4 separate regions of the Homo sapiens genome follow, and regions 2, 3 and 4 are each linked to region 1. Evidence: chromatin contacts called from ENCODE Hi-C or POLR2A ChIA-PET data. All regions are on one chromosome and are shown on one strand. The core of a region is the stretch at or near the end of the contact, and the rest is flanking DNA. Distances in the headings are between cores, read along the strand shown.

The links. A loop is a pair of places that touch in the nucleus more often than their neighbours do. ChIA-PET counts read pairs that join two places held with the same protein, here RNA polymerase II (POLR2A). Pooled maps may share reads with other maps.
Region 2: a map of GM12878 shows a loop between it and region 1 (6-fold over the local background). The contact joins two enhancer-like sites. A Hi-C loop is called at or near these places in 1 of 168 maps with a recorded cell type or tissue (GM12878), 2 of 37 single-sample maps with no recorded cell type and 3 of 50 pooled maps.
Region 3: a loop to region 1 is called in a map with no recorded cell type, with 13 times the contacts of the local background. The contact joins two enhancer-like sites. A Hi-C loop is called at or near these places in 3 of 37 single-sample maps with no recorded cell type and 4 of 50 pooled maps. POLR2A ChIA-PET finds 5 or more read pairs at or near these places in 2 of 52 experiments (H1 and Panc1).
Region 4: a pooled map shows a loop between it and region 1 (4-fold over the local background). The contact joins two enhancer-like sites. A Hi-C loop is called at or near these places in 1 of 168 maps with a recorded cell type or tissue (CD8-positive, alpha-beta T cell), 2 of 37 single-sample maps with no recorded cell type and 2 of 50 pooled maps. POLR2A ChIA-PET finds 5 or more read pairs at or near these places in 1 of 52 experiments (activated CD4-positive, alpha-beta T cell).

The regions. Positions count from the first base shown.
Region 1 is chrX:46,178,851-46,182,111 of GRCh38, forward strand. No RefSeq gene overlaps it. Among named protein-coding and RNA genes, the nearest start is that of LINC01186, 150 kb to the right of the region's middle. Within about 2 kb of position 1,506, at least 4 of the 41 ENCODE cell types and tissues checked have a DNase peak (open chromatin) inside an H3K27ac peak, as active enhancers do.
Region 2 is chrX:45,713,552-45,716,812 of GRCh38, forward strand. No RefSeq gene overlaps it. Among named protein-coding and RNA genes, the nearest start is that of MIR221, 31 kb to the right of the region's middle. Within about 2 kb of position 1,525, at least 5 of the 41 ENCODE cell types and tissues checked have a DNase peak (open chromatin) inside an H3K27ac peak, as active enhancers do.
Region 3 is chrX:45,756,746-45,760,006 of GRCh38, forward strand. It overlaps MIR222HG (miR222/221 cluster host gene), which reads right to left. Exons shown (of 2, transcript NR_170290.1): 2 at 1-3,261. Among named protein-coding and RNA genes, the nearest start is that of MIR222, 11 kb to the left of the region's middle. Within about 2 kb of position 1,671, at least 12 of the 41 ENCODE cell types and tissues checked have a DNase peak (open chromatin) inside an H3K27ac peak, as active enhancers do.
Region 4 is chrX:45,805,309-45,808,569 of GRCh38, forward strand. No RefSeq gene overlaps it. Among named protein-coding and RNA genes, the nearest start is that of MIR222HG, 37 kb to the left of the region's middle. RefSeq lists a silencer at 1,526-1,615. Within about 2 kb of position 1,488, at least 10 of the 41 ENCODE cell types and tissues checked have a DNase peak (open chromatin) inside an H3K27ac peak, as active enhancers do.

The DNA of each region.
Region 1 (3,261 bases), core at 256-2,755:
TTGGAGGAGAAAAAGAAATTTCTTTCAGCAAGAGGTAGAGCAGACCTGTGGCATTTGCATACTTCGTAGTCCTCACCACACTCTCACTCTTACCATCTCCATGATCAACAAATCACCCCCACTTCCTCTCCTCCCTCCCTCATGGCTTTGGGTGTTCTTTCATAAATTTTCTTCCTGTCATTTGTATTGTTAACCTGATTTAATGAAGATAAATTCATAAATTCCACAGGCACTACTGTGGAATGGGGTGTCTCTGTAGTTGTTTTTTCCCAGAGATAACCTACTTTACAGGCTCTGAAAAATGTAGTCTGTTGGGAGTCAGTTTTTAGATAGAAGAAATTCTAGACTGTTACTATAACTTCAGAGAGGATAGCAGCCTTGGACAGAGCTCGATTAATTTTTTAAATAAGTCTTAATTGCATAGTTACTATTGCTGAAGACAATTTGAAATTGTACCAATATTCCCATATCACGTTGTATGCAAAAATAAAGTATAAAAATAACATAAAAAAAAGAAAGCCTTGTCTTCGAGATCTGAAGTTCTTTCTTCTGCTTGTTCAATGCTATTGCTGAGACTTTCCAGTGCATTTTGCATTTCTCTGAGTGTGTCCTTGACTTCCAGAAGTTGTGATTGTTTTTTATTTATGCTATCTATTTCACTAAAGAATTTTCCTTTCATGTCCTGTATCATGCTTTTTATTTCTATCAGTTGGACTTCACCCTTCTCTGGTGCCTCTTTGATTAGCTTAATAATCAACTTTCCAAATTATTTCTCTGGCAATTCAGAGATTCCGTTTTGGTTTGTATCCAATCCTGGTGAGCTGATATGATCTTTGGGGGTGTTGAAGAACCTTGTTTTGTCATATTACCAGAATTGTTTTTCTGATTCCTTCTCATTTGGGTAAACTAGGTCAGAAGGAGATCTGGGATTCAAGGGCTGCTGTTGAGATTCTTTTGTCCCACAGGGTGCTTCCTTGATGTAGTGTTCACCCCCTTCCCCTGAGAGCTAAACTGTAGTGATTGTTTTTGCTCTTCTGGGTCTAGCCACCCCGTGGCACTACTGGGCTCCAGGCTGGTACTGGGAAGTGTCTACAAAGAATGCTGTGATGTAATCCATCTTCAGGTTACTCAGCTGCGGATACCAGCACCTGCTCTGGTGGAGGTAGCAGGGGAGTGAAGTGGACTCTGAGGGTCCTTGGTTGTGTTTTTGTTTAGTGCGCTGGTTTTGTGTTGCTTGGCCTCCAGCCAGGAGGTGGTACTTTCAAGAGTGCATCAGCTGCAGTCCTATAGGGAGGATGCAAACTTGCCCTAGGGACACCTTGTTAAGTATTTAAGTTTCTCAAGTGGTGGGGAGGGCCATAGCGCTCCCTGGTAGCTACCAGGGCAGGTAGAGAAAGACTACCAGGTTGGGGCACAGATAGGCCTGTCTGAGCTCAGCCTCTCCTTGTGCGGGGCTTGCTGTGGCTGCTGTGGGAGTAGGGGTGTGGTTCTCAGTTCAATAGAGTTATAGTCCCAGGGGGATTATGGCTGCCTCTGCTGAGTCATGCAGGTTGTCAGGGAAGTGGGGGAAGGCTGGCAGTCACAGGCAGTTGGTGACCCAGGCTAAGAACTTGCCGCAGACCACAAGCCTCCCTATTGAGAATGCAACCAGACTCACAGTTTTTTGGCATCTCAGAGAGCCTGCAGCTGTGATCCATTTCCTTCAAAGGATCTGTGAATTCTCTCAGCTTTCCTGGTATATTCCTGTGGTCACATTTGGAGTAAAAGTTCACAATGTGAGTCTCCACACACTGCTGTGTCCATCCGAGTGGGAGCTGCAAGCTAGTCCTGCCTCCTATCTGCCATCTTAATCCTCATTCAAATTTTTATTTTATGAATCATGCTTTTGTTGTGCATTTTAAAACTTGTTGTCTAACCCAAGGTCACAAAAGATTTTCTGTATTTTATTTAAAAGTTTTATATTGAATCTATGATCGATTTTTAGTCTATTTTGTATCAAATGTGAGATACAGAATGTGGTTCATTTTTATGCCTATGATGTCCATTTGTTCTAATGTCATTTGCTGGTAATATTGTTCTTTCTCCATTTAATGCTTTTGTATCAATTGGCCATATTTGAGTGGGTCTATTTCTGAATTCTATACCCTGTCCCATTGATCTTGTGTCTGTCTTTTCACCAATACCGCACTGACTTGATTACTGTAGCTTTAGAGTAAGTCATGAAATCAGGTAGTGTGAATCCCTCAACTTTGTTTTCCTTCTTCAAAATTATTTTGTCTATTCTTGTTGCTTTATCTTTCAATACAATCAGCATTAGATATCTACAAAAAATTCTGGCTAGAAATTTGATTGTGTTTGTGTTAAATCTATAGGTCAGTCCAGGGAGAATTGACATCTTACAATGTTGGGTCTTCTGACACATGATCATTGTATATTTTTTCACTAATTTAGGACTTATTTGAGTTTTTCATCATTGTTTTGTAGTTTTAAGCATCCAGATACTGCACATTTGTAGATTTATAAATATTTCATTTTTTAAGTTTTATTTTGTTTTTAATTGACACATAATTGTACATATTTATGGGATACAGTGTGATTTTTGATACATATATACATTGTATAACGATCAAACAAGGATGATTAGTATATCCATCACCTCAAACACTTGTCATTTCTTTGTAGTGAGAACATTCAAAATCCTGTCTTATAGCTATTTTGAAGTGTACAACACATTATTGTTGACTATAGTCACCCTAATGTGCAATAGAATATCTAACAATCCCACTACTGAGTATATATCCAAAGGAAATGAAATCAGTATGATGAAGACGTATTTGCATTCCCATGTTTATTGCAGCATTATTCACAATGGCCAAGGTATAGAATCAACTTAAGTATTCATCAACAGACGAATGGCTAAAGAAAACATAGTATATATACACAATGGAATACTATACAGCCCTAAAAAGAACAAAATTCTGTCATTGGCAACAACATGGATGAACCTAGAGGACATTATATTATGTGAAATAAGCATAGCACAGAAGGACAAATACCATAAGATTTTGCTCATGTGGAATCTAAAAAAGTTGATCTCATAGAAGTAGAGAGTAGAGAGCCACGCATAGTGGCTCACACCTGTAATCCCAGCACTTTGGGAGGCCAAGATGGGTGGATCACCTGAGGTCAGGAGTTTGAGACCAGCCTGAACAACATGGTGAAATCCTGTCTCTAATAAAATACAAAATTAGGCAGGCATGG
Region 2 (3,261 bases), core at 275-2,774, 470 kb before region 1:
GTGACCTTGGTTAAATCATTTAACCTCAGGGACTCTTAGTTTCCTTATCTGTAAAATAGTCATACTACCCATCTCTCAGGTTCTTTTATAAGAATAGTGCTTATGAAATGCTTAGTACAAAACCTGGCACATAGTAAATATCCAATAAAATGGCCACCAAAAACTAGTGTATTGTAAGGCATTCTCACTTCTAAGGTAATGTTTCATCAGGCCGTATAATAAGTAAGCAAAACTGTAGATTAGGTAGTTTTTTTGGGCTCCTTGCATTCTCTTTTCCCAACCAATGGCCCAGAAATTAACTAGGGAGTCAATATGATCAATTAATCCACAGCCTGGTGGCAACACCTTTTTTTTCTTCCATAAATTCCAAAAAGTGGGAAAGTAGAGAATGACTGGTAGTAGAAGTTCAGGGATCAGTAGAGGTTTGGAACAAGGGTGGTGGTCTTTTGAGTGTGAGCTTCTTCTCCCTAACCCTTCATACCACATCCTTAAGGTGATTCGTTGTTCCACACAGTGAATTTTGGATACAAAAGACTCAAGGCTTTTACTCCATTGAGCATTCTGTGCATTTCAGTCAAAGGATTCATTGCAGAAGCCTCGCACTGGACATCTGTAGACATAACCTGTAGTTGCCCATCCACCATTGTTTTCAGGCACTCATTTCCCAGAAGACAGAAAGCCCCAACTTCCAGGACAGGCTCCACTTGCCAAGAATTTCTAAACTCTTTGAAGATCAGCTTCTACCTTATCAGGTACCTTCCAAATATTCTCAGATGGATGACAACAGTCTCTCCTCTCAGGGTTGTGTTTGCAAGTCTAGAAGTTTCTGAAGAATAGTAACTGAAGAGTTACTATTGCATATTTTCATTGCCATCAACAACTTCCAGTGATATAAAGAAGAAACTTTTAAAGCATGTGATGGCAAATCCTGACCATTTTGTAATCTGTGTTGTATTTAAGAATCATTCATTCCAGGTAGCACTAAATCAAGAAGTTTCTTCATGCTGTCTACTTCTATGAAAGACACAAAAACCACCAAATCTGGTCTCAGTCTGAAAACTAAGTGGCCATGCCACTGAATGTCTGACACTGGAATACAGGAATGGAACCATGCCATGTCTGAGGGATTTCCTGAATTAGGATTCTGGAAAACTGGGCTCTTCATTTTCTCTGCCTACATCTTGTAGCCTGGGGAAAGGGAGCTTCCTCACAATATATAACACTGTCTGCTCACCTTGGACCATCTTAGTCGAGGAAGGGAAGAACTTAATTAGAGCTTTGGACAGATTGACATTAACAAAGTTGTCCACCAATAATTCTCAAACATGTAGTCCTTATGAACGCAAATGTTGTAGCCAATATTTCTGATATTTCAGGAGATTGGGAAATGCCAGTGGGGTTCTACTGCCTGAGGCAGCGCTTCCTCTGAGGAAGCCCTCCGGAAGTGGCAAGTGTTTTCTTTTCCACTGCTTAAAGGTCACACCAAATCACTTCTTCCTCAAATAGATTTCACTTTCACAGGCTCATAAAATGGCCAAGTCAGAATGTGTCTTGCTTTATGAAGCCAGCTAAGGGTGTGAGGGTGACTCAGGCTTTCCCAAGTTCCCCTGCTTATTCAGTACCAGGAATATTTAAATCAGAGCTGGACTTAAAATAGCAACTCTTTGAAAAGGGCTCAGCATTGACTCCTGAGACTCTCTTTCAGATGCTCTTCTTACTTTTCTGTTCCAGTGGTCACTGCTTAGAAAGTCTGTAGACAATACATGCCTGTCTCTGATTTTTTCATTTTGACTGAAGAACATTACACTGTGTAAAATTCTAGAATTCATGACAGCTGATGAGAATACCTTAAAACCCTTTGCCTACTGAGAGAATATTACGGCAGACTTTTATCTCCTGCACTGGGATACTCAGAAATTGGCCTGCATGAGTATCTTTGCTTGATAGATATTTGAAGTACAAAATTCTTCATTAAAGTTTTTCAGAGAACAAGAATGTCATATTACTTTCTGCTCATTCTATGCACCATGATCAAACCAATTGTGATCATTCTAACCATGGCATTGTGCCATTGACTCTCAGACCTCTCTCGAGGTCCAATTTCCTGTTCTATCTCTCCACATGAGTGATCCATAAAAACTCTAAACTCAGTGGAACTAAAAGCTAATTCAAACCTATTCTGTCTTCTGTCTCCATCTCAGTTAATTACATGACATCTGCCAGTTCTCTCAAATTGAAAAACCTAGAGGCATTTATCCTTATGTCTCCCTCTCATTCATTCTCAACATACAACCAGTCACTGTACATTTCCAATTCTCTTGCAGAAATGTCTCTTGGATTAGTCTGCATCCTCCCTGTCTGAGTTCAGGGACTAGTATCCTTTCTTGGATGACTTCAGCAGCATCCTGTGGAGACTTCTTGCCACCTGCCTCCTCTAGAGAGCTCAAAAACCCACATCTGATTATGTCATTTCCATGCTATGAAACTTCAGGCTCTTGGGAGACACTGTTTTAGCACTCAGAGTTCTTAGGCTGGCTCCAACCACCTCTGTAGCCTAATTTCCTGCCGTGCCACCTTCCAGCCCCTTGACCCCAGACACAGTCAGCTTTTTACCCCTCCAGAAATAGGACTGACCTTTTCCCCACACTCACCTTGGCCTAGGTCTTTACCTCCCTCTCAAATACCTCTTCCTTCCCATCTCAACCTAGCCAAATGCTACTCACTCTTCAATACTCATTTCAAATGTTTTCTCCTGAGAGAAGCCTTCCTTAATCTGTGCCCCAGCCCTGCCCCAAGTTAATGACTCTGCCCTCCACAATGCTTCAGCATTTTATTCAGGCCTCTACAATAACAGAACTCCCACCCACCATATGTAAGTACATTGTAGGATGTTCCCTGTCTTACAATTCATTTTATCCCTGGCACTCAGTAACATTTGATAGATGGACTAGTAGATGGATAGATGGATGGGTTGAGTGATAAAGTTTAAATGTAGGAGAGTGGGCCAACATCAGAGAGAAGGCACTGTAAGAACGTGGAGAAAAGGGAAAAGAAATCAGAAATCATGTCTCCTCATTTATTCACTTCTAATTTTTTATTCAATTCATTCATTTTCCTTCAAACACAGTTATAATAAATATTGATCTTCTAAATATTCCCATGGCCCTGTATTTAAGAAGTTGAGAAGTTAAATTTACCTTCCAAATCTGCTTATTGAACTTATAAAAACATTTTCCTACAGTTTCTTAGTGGAAATTTTAT
Region 3 (3,261 bases), core at 421-2,920, 420 kb before region 1:
CAGCTGGAACCACCATGCTGGAAAAGATACTTCCTGAACCACTTGTTCAAATGCTTTGTAAACAAAAGGGACTAAAGAGATCCCATTTATTATGTTCACTGTTTAACTTTGGTTTCTCATCTGTACTAGAAGGTCGTATTTCTGTCCTCAAACCATTAAAACTCTATCAGGTTCCCCCCTCCCCCCAAGAAATGCTGATTTTGCCAAATAAGGGCATTTTAAAGCCTTCCATCTACTATAACAATGATTTCTTATTTTAAGTTTTTTTTAAGAATTAAGGAATAACTGACATACGATAAACTGCACATATTCAAATTGTATAATTTGATAAGTTTTGACATATATACACCCATGAAACCATCAACACAAGACAGAAATTATCCACCAGCCCGGAAGTTTTCTCGGGCCTTTTTGTAACCCCTTTCTTGCCACCCCCATCTCCCCTACCCCAGGTAACCACTGATCTGCTTTCACATTTTCCAGAATTCTGTATACATGGAATCATATGATATGACTCTCATGGGTTAGGGTCATCCATGTTATTGAAGGTATCAATAGTTCATTCCTTCTTATTATTGAGTAGTATCCATCATACAGATACACCACAATTTGTTTATCCATTTACCTGTTGATAGACATTAGGATTGTTTCCAGCTTTTAGCTATTACTAATAAAACTACTATGCATATTCACGTACGAGTCTTCAGGTGAGCACATGCTTTCTTTTCTCTGGGAGTGAAACAGCTGAATCATATGATAGGTGTATGTTTGACATGTTTGTATCATTTTACATGAGAGTTCTAAATCCTACACATCCTTACCAACAGTTGGCATGGCTGGCTTCTTAAATTTTAGCCATTCAGATAGGTGTGTAGCAGTACCTCACTGTGGTTTTGACTTGTGTTTCACTAATGACATTGAAAAGATTTTTTCTTGTGCTTATCTGCCATTTGCGTATCTTCTGTGGTGAAGTGTCTGTTCAAATCGTTTACCCATTTTTAAATTTTGTTTTCTTATTATTGAAAATGCCATCAGTTTTAATGAGTGGAGCAAGACTGGTAACTGAGAACTGCAACAAAATTTTACAATTCATGATACCCAAGAGGATAAAAAAATTCACAAAGATTATTTTCCAAAACTTGTGTGGAGCGAAAATATTCTCCAAATGTTATGACAAATCTGAACTTCTTTTAAAGCTTGAAAAGGATTTAATGATATTTTATCAGTATTGCTGCTAAGTCTGCACAGGTTCAGACTATTAGTAAACCAAATAAGCATATTTCGATGTACTCTATCGGTACCCAAACCATCTTAACCTCTCCTTCGTGCATTAGTTCAATTACCCAAGCATCTATCCCTAAGCCACATTTCACACTTTGCACTAATTATACTCTAATCCCATAGATTCCATTTTACTAATTATTTCTTATGTCAAATTTGTGCCCACATTCAAAAGGTGATGAAGGCCAAAACCTCTATCGCATTTTTTTATGTCAACAGTAACAGATAAAATGTGATCTACAAGCATGAAGATGAATTCTCCTTTCCGATCCATAGAGAATGCTAGATTTGAGGGCACCTACAGGCTTTGAGGAAAAGCAGGCCCCATTCGGTTGTGTAGAGCCATCGGTTCGTAGCTCAATTGTTACAGTTGATGTGGGTTTCCTTTTAGATGTCTGGAAAATGACTCTGCTGACCACATCCACATTCTGAAATACTTTTTGAGAACTTGTAACCAAACTGCAGGAACTGACTCATTTTGCAGTGCCCAGCCACCACACAATTGTTCCAGAACAGACTCAAGTCAAAGGGAAAAATATGAAGGTCTTAGAACACAGACAGCAAGTTGTCTACTTATATGGGGGGACAACCGGGGGAAATCCCAGAGCACATGGGGCAAAACGGCTCAAGCCCCGGACCAATCTTAGAGGAAGGACCAAACAGAACTCACCACTTCGTGGACAACACATGTGTTTTCCTCAAAGCAAGGGGGTCAGAGGCTGGTAGAAAAAGAAACTTAATGTCTATCTCTTAGACACTAATCTACACTTAGAAAGTAGATTCAGTAGAGAAATGTCTGCAGAAGACTCGGGTTAGATGTTGTCTTGAAAGTCCATTCCTGAATTCCTTGTACTCCCAGCTCCTCTGAGATGGGATGCTCAGTAAGTCAGGAGTATGCCCCTTGTCTTACAGGAGATAAGCCAGCAGGGACAGCATGTCCAAGATGCTAGGCAGAACTGAGGCTGACACTTGAGCTTAGGACCAGAAATTCTCTGGCTCCCCTGGGGCTTCTGTACATCCTCTCCTGGTCCATTTTTACATCTTTCTCTTAATTCCCAATGTGTCTCACCCAAGGGGGTCAGTTTCCCCATGATGTCCCAAATCTTTCTCCCTCTCTCAATGCAGACTTCTTACCTAAGGGGAGGATGAAGAGGAGCAAACTAAGCTCTCCTCCACACAACACTCTATGTTCCCAAATTACTCATTTCTCTACCCCACAAGTGAAACTGATTTAGTCAGTCAGTTTCAGCCAAAGGCGGTGAGGAAATCCGGTCTTGTTGAACTAAACTATAAATGACAAAACCAATAATAACTCTTTTCTGCAGGTGGGTCCCTTGCTAAAAGAATATGAGGGTTAACCCAACCCAAATCTATCATTGACTAATAGAAAGGCTATGTGATAAGAATTAGGTATAGAGTCTCAGGCAGTATTTCAAGTAAGATAAACCTGGACGACACCTATAAAAGGCTATCAAGCCCCTTTCTAAGCCCTGTATGTTGTCGATATAATTACATATACATTTTATGTCTGTTCTCACCCGTGCAATGTCTCTTAACATGTAAACTCCCAGATGACAGAACTTGCCCATTTCCTTAGATTTAGTAAGGGGCATTTAGTATCCGAGTATAATAGTGAAGTAATGACAGGGGGCTGCAATCAAATTATGGCAATCAACTCTACCTTTAAGAAATTACAAAAATGTTTTTAACACAACTTTACAAGAGAAAAGGTACATAAAACAATTTTACCCTTCCCACCTGGCCAATTGCCTTTATTTTTCCACACTCTCTTTGTACCTCCAATAAAATAAGTACTGTATAACAAGACTTCTTAACCTGTACCAAACAGTAAGTTTTCATACAGAATTTTAAAAAGGAGCTTATCATCTGACTGAACATAAAACTAAGAATTATTTTAAAATGAAAGCACTTTAAACATGGATTTAAAATCCCTTCAGTTCAAAATTCTAAACTGCTTGT
Region 4 (3,261 bases), core at 238-2,737, 370 kb before region 1:
ATAATGTATTTGGGAGGCCGAGGCAGGCAGATCACTTGAATCAGGAGTTCAAGACCAGCCCGGCCAACATGGTGAAACTCCGTCTCTACCAAAACTATAAAAATTAGCTGGGCATGGTGGCAGGTGCCTGTAATCCCAGCTACTCGGGAGGCTGAGGCAGGAGAATCGCTTGAACCCGGGAGGCAGATGCTGCAGTGAGCCAAGATCACGCACCGTACTCCAGCCTGGGTGACAGAGTGAGACTCTGCCACAAAAAAAAAAAAAAAAAAAAAAAATACCAGTACTTTGGGAGGCTGAGGAGGGAGGATCGCTTGAGGCCAGGAGCTCAAGACCAGCCTGGGCAACATAACAAGACTCCATCTCTATTAAAAAAAAATTATATATATCTCCATACCATAAGTATTTTGAATGAGAAAAATTAATTATGTATCATTATTTGTTATAAAGTATTAATTTTTTTAAACTTTATTTTTTAGGTGGTAGGCATATGTGTTCACTGTAAAATCTTTCAACTTTGCTGTAGACTTGAAGATGTTCATAAAAAATAGGAGGAAAAACTTATTTTTTGAAGTCGTATACACACAAAAATAGGGATTGTCAAAAGTCTCTTTAAAGTATTTCTCCATGTCTCCAAATTGGCCTCAACAAAGCAAGGAGTCCTTGGCTTCCACCTGCCTTCCAAAGGGATCCCTCACTTTGGGGAAAAGATTTGCCAAGGCCCTCACCTGACACACACCTGAGAAACAGCTGACTGCCCTGACAGTTGGCAGGGCTTAAGCGTGCAACTCCTCCCCAGCATTCTGTAGTGTAAAGGACAGGACCAGCTGTCACTGCTGTAAAATGGTGCACCTGGTCCTCCCTCTGCATCCCATACTCAACTCAAGTGCGTCCGAGGGTCTGGGGCCTGGGGCCACAAGGAAGCCACATTCTACAGAACGCAAGTACTTCCCCAGGCACTTCAGACTTGTCTGTCAGCTTTTTCTGAAGCTTTTCTGGGGGAAAAAAGAAAAAAAAATCTTTTTCTGAAGCTTTTCTCCTCTCCAGCCAGTCAGCTGCACACTGTCTTGCTTTCCGGAGGACATCAAAGAAGCAGAGAAAGGCAAAGCATTCCCTGACTCCCCTTAACTCCGGGCAAGATAGAGACATTTTTAGTGCTGTAGTGGAGACCACACACTCTACACCACATCCCAGCTCACAGACGGGCCCTAGCCAACTACAGGAAAAGTTAAAGAGAAGCTCCCACCCTGGGTTGCTTCTCACCCTTATCCAGGAATCCTAAGGGACGGGGAGGAGAAAAAGGCTCATTCTCACAGCTTGTACCTGCCAAAGACAGGCAATCACTAACACTGCAGCATCTTTGAGGACAAGGACCCCAGCCACTCTCAAAATCTGGCCTCTCCAGCTGTCTCATCATTTTGCTCTCAGGAAAAAACAAAGTTGAGAAAAAGTGAAAGTAACACTACGCATTTCAGATTCTCCCTATCAGATTCTACCCCAACCACGTGTTCTTTCAAGTCAAATCTTTGTCTTCGGGTTCTCTGGCAGCACTTCTTAGACTAAAGCCAGACCACAGAGCGTATTGCTGGTGTGGTTTTGCTTTAGCCAGAACTGCTGCTTCAACTCTGAGTGGAGCTGGAATCCATATAGAAGCTGATCTGTGAGAAAAACCCACAAAGTCCAATGGGAAAACCCATTAACTAACCTTAATGATCTCATAGGTCATCCATCCTTTCACGGCTCCGACAGCTCCTTTCTCGCCCCACCCCCTTTTCCCCTTATCTCTTCCCTCTAGACATTCTATGGAAGCACAGACAACTTTAGGAGAAAATGCCAACTTTATCAAGCTCTCCAGTGAACACTTGAGCACGTGCCTTAGTCTGTACCCCTAAGGGACAGTCTCAGAGACTGTAATACTAAGAGAGAGCCAGATGGGGTATATGAGGAGGAGGGTTTTGGATTTTGAAGGAGTGCAAACCTAAATTGCTTGTACTAGAATTTCAGTGGAGGAAATTCCACGTTTTGCAAGTATGAAAGTCTGATATTAAATATCACAAACAAAAATTCCATTTCTTAGCGTACATGTCTCAGATTTAATTTCTCTATGTTCTCTGTGGTTTGGTTGTTTTACCTCCCAAGAAAAGCTTTCGTGAGACCACTCTTTACAAAAAGACAAACTGCCTTCACAGATGAATGGGTAAACAAAATGTGGTATATGTACATAATGGAATACTATTCGGCCTTAAAAATAAGGAAATCTTGTCATCTGCTATAACATGGATGAACCTGTTGGACATAAAGTTACATGAAATAAGCCAGACACAGAAAGACAACTGCTGCATGATTCCCTTTATATGGGGTATCTAAAGTATTCAAACTCTTAACAGAAAGTACAATGGTGGTTGTCAGGGGCTGCAGGGGAGAGGAAAATGGGGAGTTGTTCAATATACTTTCGGTTTTGCAAGATGAAAAAGTTCCAGAGATCTGTTGCGCAACACTGTGAATATATTAACACTACTATACTGTACACTTAAAAATGCTTAAGGTGGGAAATTTTATGATATGTTTTTTGCCACAGTTTAAAAGGTACCACCTTCATGCTACATTTTGGATACTCTAAATCGCCAAGTCAGCATTTTGATATTTAAAAATAAAGCAAATATTTGGGTGACTTATATCTTAACTGAAAATGAAAACCCTAAAATTAAATTGCTTTGAAGATTCAAAAAGGATAATTAAGAAGCACTTGAAACCATTGCTTGAGCCAAACCTTGTCATTTTAAGCATGCATGACATTTTCATAGCAGGAAGGGTCCTGGCATTCTTCTCAAATGGTATGTGTGGTATGCTGAATCGGCTTCTAAATCAAACGAGGCTGCTGATATGTAGCCTTTTAGCAAAAGAAGGATATATCACAAGACAGCCTTAGAGACTGAACACTGTGGCTATTATAACAAAGCGGCAAAATGAATCATTCATGCGTAGAGGGAGTATACAAGCATTACTAGCTACGGCTACTTTTTGAATGGTTCCCGCACCGGTTCCCCCTCTACCAAACCTCTCTTTACTCTCTCATTACTGTAAACACTAATCCATCATCCGTTCCTCTGAAACGTAGACGTTTCTCTAAGGAGACAACATTTGTAGAAACAATAACTCTTAAGTTGAAAGAGCAAAGTGGCAAGGCAAACTTATTCACACAGCCTTCCGTTCAGAAAAGCTAAACTCAAAGGAAACTGCACAGTTCTAAAGCTCGTGATTTCA